Regions from separate parts of the Homo sapiens genome. Here region 2 is linked to region 1. A link is a contact called in ENCODE Hi-C data. All regions are on one chromosome and are shown on one strand. The core of a region is the stretch at or near the end of the contact, and the rest is flanking DNA. Distances in the headings are between cores, read along the strand shown. Region 1 holds the start of MARCKS (myristoylated alanine rich protein kinase C substrate). Region 2 holds the start of NUS1 (NUS1 dehydrodolichyl diphosphate synthase subunit).

Region 1 (4,971 bases), core at 235-2,734:
ACCGTCTTTTTCACTCAGAGTGTGACCTATTTCCCTACAATGAGCAGAAAATAAAACTGTTTGAGAATTCAGAGCCAGCACCAGGAGAAATGAACCATTCCCTCGACTGCTTCTCACCTTCATAAGCGAAAGATTATTCCTTGCAAGATCACCAAATGTAAACGAGAAAAGGTGGTCTGATTTTGCCACGAGTGAAAACTTTGGGAAGAAAATGCTTATTAAGCTGTTTCCTTGGTTCCCCTCACCCCTCATACTTTAAGTCAGTGCCTTGTCTCTCACGCACAAAAAGCGTCTGGTACTTCGGTGGCAAGGAGTGCAGTGACAGATGGAGGTATCCTGTGTACCATTATAGAAGGTTTTCCTCTAACCCAAGTTAGACTTGGAGAGCTCAGGGATCTTGCTATCTCTCAACATACAGAACATTTCTCCTTAGAACTGCAATCCGGTTTAGAATGTCATCGTTGCTGCTGCCTCCCTTCCTTTCAGGAGCACATTCGCCTGCGTGCGCACTCACACACACGTTCAAAAAGAGTCCATTCGATTCTGGCAGTAGGCTGAAAACGATCCATATTGACGCGAATAACATCCCAACTGTAAATATGGATTCGTCTACTCGAGGCTGTGTCTCATTTCACCATAGAGGAAAATTATGTCATTTAAAACAGTGATAAAACGCGAAGAGTTTCGATCTTCTGTAAATGGCTCTCACTTTGAATTGTGGGGGAAAAAAATCACTAATTGGGAATAGCCAGAGAAGGGGGAATTTGTTGAGCGCCCAAGGCCAATCTCAAAATATTTTATTTCATGCCAATGTGGGAGAGGGAAGGGAGTGTGGCTTCGCTGTTTGCCGCTTTTGCATTTTCCACATCTGGCCTACAGACCTAATTCTAACTTGCGATCTCGCTTGATGAAATTCGATCTTCGTGGTTTAAATACCTTTCAATTTGGGACGATTTAACCATTGCAGCAGTTCAAAAAACAAACCCTGAGCATTATCTGTAAAACCAATATGGAAAAAAGAAAGAAAACATGCTGCAAACACACAAATCGCAACCATTGTCTTTAACACTCGCATACACACACATACACATAAACACACGGAAAGATGGGGGAGGGGAGCGAGTGGAGAGAGAGAGACACACGGATATAGACCGACGAGAGTCAATGCGAGTCAAGTTAACGCTTTCTCCGCCCCGATGCACAAGTACCCCCCTCCCGTGTTAATTAATTCCAAACAAAGCAAGCCAATCAAGAAATGCATTATTATTTTCAAGCAGAGAGAGACGAGTGCCATGTATTTTTTAATTGATTTATTTATTTGGAGGACATTAATTCTCGGTCTGAGGCTGATTTTCAAACCGTTTGCAAAGCGCGGCTCCATTGTTCGCCAGGCGCGCAGACCCCGCCCCCTGCTTTGTGTGCGGCGCGCGGATTGGCCGACGCGCGCGGGGGCCGCGTCAGCGCCCGCGAGCCCATTCATCTGTGCACTTGGGCGTTGGACCCCGCATCTTATTAGCAACCAGGGAGATTTCTCCATTTTCCTCTTGTCTACAGTGCGGCTACAAATCTGGGATTTTTTTATTACTTCTTTTTTTTTCGAACTACACTTGGGCTCCTTTTTTTGTGCTCGACTTTTCCACCCTTTTTCCCTCCCTCCTGTGCTGCTGCTTTTTGATCTCTTCGACTAAAATTTTTTTATCCGGAGTGTATTTAATCGGTTCTGTTCTGTCCTCTCCACCACCCCCACCCCCCTCCCTCCGGTGTGTGTGCCGCTGCCGCTGTTGCCGCCGCCGCTGCTGCTGCTGCTCGCCCCGTCGTTACACCAACCCGAGGCTCTTTGTTTCCCCTCTTGGATCTGTTGAGTTTCTTTGTTGAAGAAGCCAGCATGGGTGCCCAGTTCTCCAAGACCGCAGCGAAGGGAGAAGCCGCCGCGGAGAGGCCTGGGGAGGCGGCTGTGGCCTCGTCGCCTTCCAAAGCGAACGGACAGGTAAATTCTACCTGTGGTTGTGGTCATTTATTTCGTGTCTTTCTCTCCTTCCCTCCTGGTGGCTCCCAAGGCTCATTCGTGGAGAGGAGTGTGGCTGGATTCTAGTCTGAAAGTTGAATGGAAATGGATAGCCTAAATTGTGGATTTTTCATAGCCGGGGTCCCCCCACACCAAAGGAGTGGTTCCTTAGAATCCTGGAGAATTCTTGAGTAGACGGGAGGAAAGGAGTGATAAATCGTCTAAAATGGCGTGGTTTGGAGATTGGCAGAACGTGACTAGCTAGGTGCCCTCCTTCCCCCGCCCCCAGCCAGGTTTCATTTGTGTTTGGGGGCACAATGGTGTTTGGGTGTCTCTCGGGTTTGTTGTCGAAGCTGGATTGTCTTCGAGATTTCTGAACTGGTGGTGTGATTGTGTGTGGCGGGGGGGGGAGTCGGGAAAGGGGGGCGCAATGGGGATGGTGGTGGAGAAAGGCGAGGAGGGAAAGGCTGTCTTATTGTATGCCGCGGCGGCGTGCCCTGGGTTCTTGGAAAGGTGGCTGGCTGGGGCCAGACAGAGGGCTTCGGTACCTTTTGATGAGGCTTTCCCACTGTCCTAAATCTTTATTCGTAGCTGTCTGTGGAATTACACATCCATTTGATTTTTAAATGGTATCTGTGGGGTGGGAACACTCGGTGGGTCCTTTAAGAACCTTTCCAGATGGTCAAAAAGAGGCGGTTCGTGCCTTTCGGTCGGGATTGTTCTTGTGCGTGGCGCCTCGACCACCCGCGAGGGGCCGCCCGGCGCTGCCCGGACCCAGGCAGATAGCCACGATTGGGTGGACCCGAGAGGTCGGCCATGGGTGGCTGCTTCGCAAACACTGGGCACCCACCACGCCTCTTTTCCTAGAGAAGAGATCGTGTCGCTTCGCCTGCTCTAACCTACTGGGGAAAGCGAGGTCTGCCAAGAGGCTTTAAACCCGTTAAAAATGCAAAATGAGCCGCCGAGGCGCGCCCAGGCTTCGCAGAATCGCAGGGGAAGGTGGGCGTGGAAGCAGAGGCGAGACCTCAGAAATAATGGGTTTCCCCCTGCCTTGTTGGTTTCAGCCCGACCGGCAGGCCAGGAAACCACCTGAGCTTTGTTTGCGGACTGTTGGGCTGCGCGATCCGGGCTCGGGGGCGCCTCGGCCTGCGGGCAGGGCCCGGCTGGGCAGGGCGGGGTGGCCCGGCGACTCCGCCCCTCCTCGCCTGCCTGCGCCCAACGCGGCGCGGTGGAGGCACAGCGCCCCCTGCCGGTGCCAAAGGCCTGGGTGGGCGCAGGAGCTCGGAGGGCCCCGCGCGGGCGCTCCTGGCTCGAGTGCTGTGATCCCCCTGGGAATTCCTGGTATTTTGAAGAGGCCTTTATGTATTTAGGGCGAAAGAGGGATGTGAAACGTAGGCGCGAACCACCAGCTCTGGCTCTGTGCCTTCTTCCAAAGGGCGTTTGCTGTGTCAACTAGTCCCTGGCACCTTTTTTCCCCCAAGCCCCCGATAAAGCGAGGGCTGGCATGGTTAGCCTTTGCTTGCTACGTTTCGGACTTCGTCTTTAGGGCACTTGCTGAATGGCTGGGAGGCCATTGCCGTACTTGGGGGCTACAGTTGTGTTTTCGGGGGGTCTCCAGGCAGCGGTGCCCATTTCCTCGTTCGTGGGGCTCTCTTCTGGGCATCCACCCGCGCCTCCCTCCCCACAACGGCGGGGGTGGGGTCTCGATGGCCACAGGGGCCTTAGGGGGAAGCGGGGCACTCCCGGTCCAGGGCTGGGGGCGGGAATGGCGGCGCCCCGGCCGCTTCAGTGACGCTCCCGCTTTCTCTGCCCCTTAGGAGAATGGCCACGTGAAGGTAAACGGCGACGCTTCGCCCGCGGCCGCCGAGTCGGGCGCCAAGGAGGAGCTGCAGGCCAACGGCAGCGCCCCGGCCGCCGACAAGGAGGAGCCCGCGGCCGCCGGGAGCGGGGCGGCGTCGCCCTCCGCGGCCGAGAAAGGTGAGCCGGCCGCCGCCGCTGCCCCCGAGGCCGGGGCCAGCCCGGTAGAGAAGGAGGCCCCCGCGGAAGGCGAGGCTGCCGAGCCCGGCTCGCCCACGGCCGCGGAGGGAGAGGCCGCGTCGGCCGCCTCCTCGACTTCTTCGCCCAAGGCCGAGGACGGGGCCACGCCCTCGCCCAGCAACGAGACCCCGAAAAAAAAAAAGAAGCGCTTTTCCTTCAAGAAGTCTTTCAAGCTGAGCGGCTTCTCCTTCAAGAAGAACAAGAAGGAGGCTGGAGAAGGCGGTGAGGCTGAGGCGCCCGCTGCCGAAGGCGGCAAGGACGAGGCCGCCGGGGGCGCAGCTGCGGCCGCCGCCGAGGCGGGCGCGGCCTCCGGGGAGCAGGCAGCGGCGCCGGGCGAGGAGGCGGCAGCGGGCGAGGAGGGGGCGGCGGGTGGCGACCCGCAGGAGGCCAAGCCCCAGGAGGCCGCTGTCGCGCCAGAGAAGCCGCCCGCCAGCGACGAGACCAAGGCCGCCGAGGAGCCCAGCAAGGTGGAGGAGAAAAAGGCCGAGGAGGCCGGGGCCAGCGCCGCCGCCTGCGAGGCCCCCTCCGCCGCCGGGCCCGGCGCGCCCCCGGAGCAGGAGGCAGCCCCCGCGGAGGAGCCCGCGGCCGCCGCAGCCTCGTCAGCCTGCGCAGCCCCCTCACAGGAGGCCCAGCCCGAGTGCAGTCCAGAAGCCCCCCCAGCGGAGGCGGCAGAGTAAAAGAGCAAGCTTTTGTGAGATAATCGAAGAACTTTTCTCCCCCGTTTGTTTGTTGGAGTGGTGCCAGGTACTGGTTTTGGAGAACTTGTCTACAACCAGGGATTGATTTTAAAGATGTCTTTTTTTATTTTACTTTTTTTTAAGCACCAAATTTTGTTGTTTTTTTTTTTTCTCCCCTCCCCACAGATCCCATCTCAAATCATTCTGTTAACCACCATTCCAACAGGTCGAGGAGAGCTTAAACACCTTCTT
Region 2 (4,786 bases), core at 1,168-3,667, 3.8 Mb after region 1:
ACTGGAACAGAGCCTGGGCTGTTCTGGTCAGTTCCTCCTTGTCTATAGTATATTGCATTCCAACACATTCTACAGTTATTCTCGAGAACTACAAGTGAGAAAAGGGGAAGAACTGTGTTGGTTCAAGGCCCCCAGAGAACTGTTCTGTATGAGACCCTCCATCCCTAGCCTACTGACAGCTGACAGAGAAGAAAAGTGGGTACCGCCGCCCCACCACTCTTTAGGAGGCTGAACATCCTGGGAGCTAGGGGACCTGCTACTAGGAGGAAACTCTAGGAGGAAAGCAAGCAAATGTCTGGGGAGAGACGCCAGGATCTGCATGTGAGTGTGTCAGATGGACATGTGGCTAGAATCCTTTTGCTTAAGTTTGCAATTCAAAGAAATACAGGGGCCGGACGCAGTGGCTCACGCCTGTAATCCCAGCACTTTGGGAGGCCAAGGCGGGCGGATCACCTGAGGTCAGGAGTTCAAGACCAACATGGTGAAACCCCGCCTCTACTAAAAACACACAAAAAATTAGCCGGGCGTAGTGGCGGGCACCTGTAGTCCCAGCTATTCGGGAGGCTGAGGCAGGAGAACGGCGTGAACCCGGGAGGCGGAGCCTGCAGTGAGCTGAGATCGCACCACTGCCCTCCAGCCTGGGCGACTGAGCGAGACTCCGTTTCAAAAAAAAAGGAAAAAAGAAATACAGAAGATAGAGCCTGTTTGTGCCTGCACACCTGAGAGCAGGCCACGGGAACATGAGATTGATGTCTTTAATCTTGTCAGAACGGATAGACATTGGGGCAAAGAAATGAGTACGGTAGAGAAATGTGGCAACATAGTCGGCATGGGGGGTGGGGTGGGGTCTGCAGAATACGTGGCCAAATCTCAATGGGACACTGGTGTCTAGGGAGCTTCCTTAACAAGCATCATGTAGCTGCATAAACTACAGCAATGGGCAGTGAGGAAGAAGACTGTAGGCTTCCCTGATCATGGCCTTTCGCCTCTCCTTCTTTGTCCATCATCAGAGGAGCTACCGCAGAGGAGACCTGGAGAGAAAGAAGTGTGTGAAGGGTGTGCCTGGTGCCCAGCCCTCAGTTCTTCAGGCTGCACTGCCAAAGGGAGGAAAATTGCACTGCGAAAGGGAGATGGACATGAGATTCAACTTTTAAAGTAAAGTTAAATGAGTCTTAGAAACCAAAATGAGACTAGTTGAAAAAGTGACAATGTTAGAAAAATTAAGTCACATAGCCAAGACGTGAACAGATGTTTCCCAGGGGGAAAAAGAGGCTTTAGCGAACAAAGAATAGGTAGGTATTACAAAAACGCAACTGTTTACACACACACACGTGTGTAAATATGTGTGTATACGTGTGTATGTGTACAGTTGCATTTTTGTAATACCTCCCTAATCTTTATATATATACTTATATAAATATAAATGCAAATAATATAAATATTATTGTTGCACACACACATATATATGATGATAGAGGATGTAGCATGTAGGATAAACCTTGAGAAATGGGTTGGAATGTCGGCAATACCAAGTCGGGAATCAGGAATTCAGGAGAAGAGCTTGAACAAAAAGGGCAAAGACAGTACAGACTTACCGCGGGGAAGTACAAAACCATTCTAGAGGACCACGTCGAAGTCCACATGGACAGAAACATTAGGGTGTTAAAGGGGATGATAAGGCTTGGATGGGCAGTTTGCTTCAAATAGTGGCGGTCATTGAAGTCAGGCACAATTTCTATTTTTTTTCCCCACTGTAAACCTAACCCACGGCGGTTGGTCAAAGTCTTGCCGAATAAAAAAAAAAAAAAAAAAAAAGAATTAAGTGACTGGACTGCCAAGCTGTAGAGCCTCTATTAAGCAATGTACAGCCAGGAAAGGATACCTTAGATGAGAATGACATGGGTAGAGGGGTGTTTCAGGAACATGGCTAAAGAGCCTCGCTCCCAGCCTCAGCCGGGAGGCTGAATAAAGGACAGTAGCAGGATCACTCCAGCCTTTGAGGACACTTTTGGAAACCCTGGTGGATTCCCAGCATCAACACTTACTGAGGGCTGCTTTCCATCCCTAGGTTCTTTCCGGCATTTGTAATTTCCAATCCACTTAGGACACTTCTACTCCTCAGAAACCGTTTCTGTCGGGGCCGTGAGAGGAGACAGTATAAGACTTCCTGGACCCAAGGGACGCCGGGTCCCCTGGAAGCGCCCATCGCATTGAAGACCACGTGTGCCTTGCTGGGGTCCCATTCAGACAAGTCCCGGGTCGTTCGCTCATCGCCCTCCACGCGACCAGGGGGCGCCCGCGGTATCGGCCCGGCTAGTTCGCAGGCGTGCGCCTTCCCTCACTGCGCCGGAACGGGCCACGTTCTCGGACCCAGAAGCCGCGTCAGAATTCCACGCTGGCCAATCGGAACTGTCCATGTACTACTGGGGGCGGGGCTGCCAAGGGAGGAGGAAGATGGCGGCGGGGGCGAGGTGAGGTGTTGGCAGTGGAAAGGGGTTCGGGCTCGGGGGGCGGGGGGACGCGGAGCGATGGCCCGCGCCGGCCGCAGGGGCGGATAAAAAGCCGTCGCGCTGCGGGAGTGGGCGGGAGGGAGAGGGGGTGTCTGAGGGCCACAAGAGTATGACGGGGCTGTACGAGCTGGTGTGGCGGGTGCTGCACGCGCTGCTCTGTCTGCACCGCACGCTCACCTCCTGGCTCCGCGTTCGGTTCGGCACCTGGAACTGGATCTGGCGGCGCTGCTGCCGCGCCGCCTCTGCCGCGGTCCTAGCGCCGCTCGGCTTCACGCTCCGCAAGCCCCCGGCAGTCGGCAGGAACCGCCGTCACCACCGGCACCCGCGCGGGGGGTCGTGCCTGGCAGCCGCACACCACCGGATGCGCTGGCGCGCGGACGGTCGTTCCTTGGAGAAGCTGCCTGTGCATATGGGCCTGGTGATCACCGAGGTGGAGCAGGAACCCAGCTTCTCGGACATCGCGAGCCTCGTGGTGTGGTGTATGGCCGTGGGCATCTCCTACATTAGCGTCTACGACCACCAAGGTGAGGCCCGGTGCGGTGGTGGGGGGTGGCCGAGGCGTCTTGGACCGCTAGACCGCTGGTCTGGCGGGTGGTGCCCATGGCACGAGTTGCCGCGGCCTCTCTGCAAATCACAGCGCTAGCGCTTTCGAGGAAGGGAGATCAGCTTTATTGAACACCTACTAATTCTCTGGATTTGACTCAGTAGCTTTTTAACATTTTAAAAATATCCCTTGGCCGGGCGCGGTGGCTCATGCCTGTAATCCCAGCACTTTGGGAGGCCGAGGCGGACGGATCACCTGAGGTCGGGAGTTCGAGACCAGCCTGACTAACATGGAGAAACCCCGTTTCTACTAAAAATACAAGTTTAGTCGGGCGTGGTGGCATATGCCTGTAATCCCAGCTACTAGGGAGGCTGAGGCAGGAGAATCGCTGGAACCCGGGAGGCGGAGGTTGTGGTGAGCCGAGATCGCGCCACTGCACTCCAGCCTGGGCAACAAGAGCGAAACTCTGTCTCAAATAAGTAAATAAATAAATAAAAATAAATAAAAAATCTCTTATTCGTTATAATACTGCAGTAATGTAGATGGTATTTGTATACCCTTGCCAAGGTTTAAAAACATTAACTGATTTGCCCAAGGCCACAAGATCGTAATGGGGCCACAAAGATCGGAATGAGGATATTGGAATTTTAGCCATTCTGTGCTTTTTCACAATCTTTGCCTTTGGTTACACCACACTGTTTCTTTAAGAGAGCTTCCAGGCGCTGTTCTTAAGTCGCAGTGAGGCTATAGAGGACTTAGGCATGGGCTGTGTGATAGGTACTGCAAATGGGAGCGGTGGGGGTCAGGTGGTATTTGAACTGGGTTTATGAAAAATATGTGAGAGATTGGATAGGCAGAAAAGAAAATGGTCCCTTTCTGTCTTGGAAGGCTGGGATGGTTTGTGATCCTTCATCATCAGTGCCCAACACAGTACTTGATAGAATTGTCCTCTCATATGTTTTGATTGAGGGAATGAATTTCACCATAGGGAGTTTTTGTAAGTACAAAAATTCAGTACTTATTGGGTAGCTACAAACCTAAAGCACTGTGCTAGGCATATTCCTTGGAATCTTGCATTTAATTCCATGGACTCTCAGGCTTGTTAGGAGGTAGGCACACACTCACATATTTGACATGGTTAATAACAAGAAGTGTTGAGAGTAAAATTACTATTGTGAGAAGAGAGGAGAGAAATTGTGAATGAAGGAACTTGAGAAGTTCATGCAGTGGAGGTGGGATTTAAGCAGGACCTTGAAGAATAGGTAGGAGATAAGTTGAGGAATACTCAGGTTTGGGATGTCAGGTTTGATTTTCAATCAGATCTTGAAAGCATTGGAATTTCTTTAAAGATGTGAGAAGAATGATTTAAGAGTATTGGTATGAAGGGAAGAAAACAAAAGTTTTATTCTCTGTTCAATAAATTACCTGTGTGCTCTAGAGAGGCATACATCTTTGTCAGATTGGTAAATTTAAGTGCAGGGTTTTGTCAGAAAGGGAAGGCATAGGCCAGACAGTAACGCTTACAGGCTGATCTCTGATTGCCCTATCATCTTTCCTGCAGCCCGCAAGGAACATGATGACGCAGTAGCCTGTCATCACCAAATGATGATTTGCCCTATAGGGTAAAGTTTGATATATTCAGAGACTGACATTTATGGAACTTGCTAAAGAACTCAGCAGACCAATAGAAATCATGAGACTGTTAGGAGATGACACAATCCATGCCTAAACC

What was found. A loop is a pair of places that touch in the nucleus more often than their neighbours do. Pooled maps may share reads with other maps.
Region 2: a map with no recorded cell type shows a loop between it and region 1 (8-fold over the local background). The contact joins the promoter of NUS1 here to the promoter of MARCKS in region 1. A Hi-C loop is called at or near these places in 2 of 37 single-sample maps with no recorded cell type and 7 of 50 pooled maps.

What each region holds. Positions count from the first base shown.
Region 1 is chr6:113,855,861-113,860,831 of GRCh38, forward strand. It overlaps MARCKS (myristoylated alanine rich protein kinase C substrate), which reads left to right and starts at 1,485. Exons shown (of 2, transcript NM_002356.7): 1 at 1,485-1,987; 2 at 3,823-4,971. The coding sequence starts at 1,886. The coding sequence ends at 4,719. RefSeq lists enhancers at 240-299, 320-369, 640-1,185, 1,186-1,729, 1,517-1,566 and 1 more and a silencer at 3,032-3,361.
Region 2 is chr6:117,673,052-117,677,837 of GRCh38, forward strand. NUS1 (NUS1 dehydrodolichyl diphosphate synthase subunit) reads left to right here and starts at 2,418. Exons shown (of 5, transcript NM_138459.5): 1 at 2,418-3,034. The coding sequence starts at 2,620. It overlaps LOC101927919 (a long non-coding RNA gene), which reads right to left and starts at 2,233. Exons shown (of 3, transcript NR_110854.1): 1 at 2,046-2,233; 2 at 1,596-1,784; 3 at 1-1,031.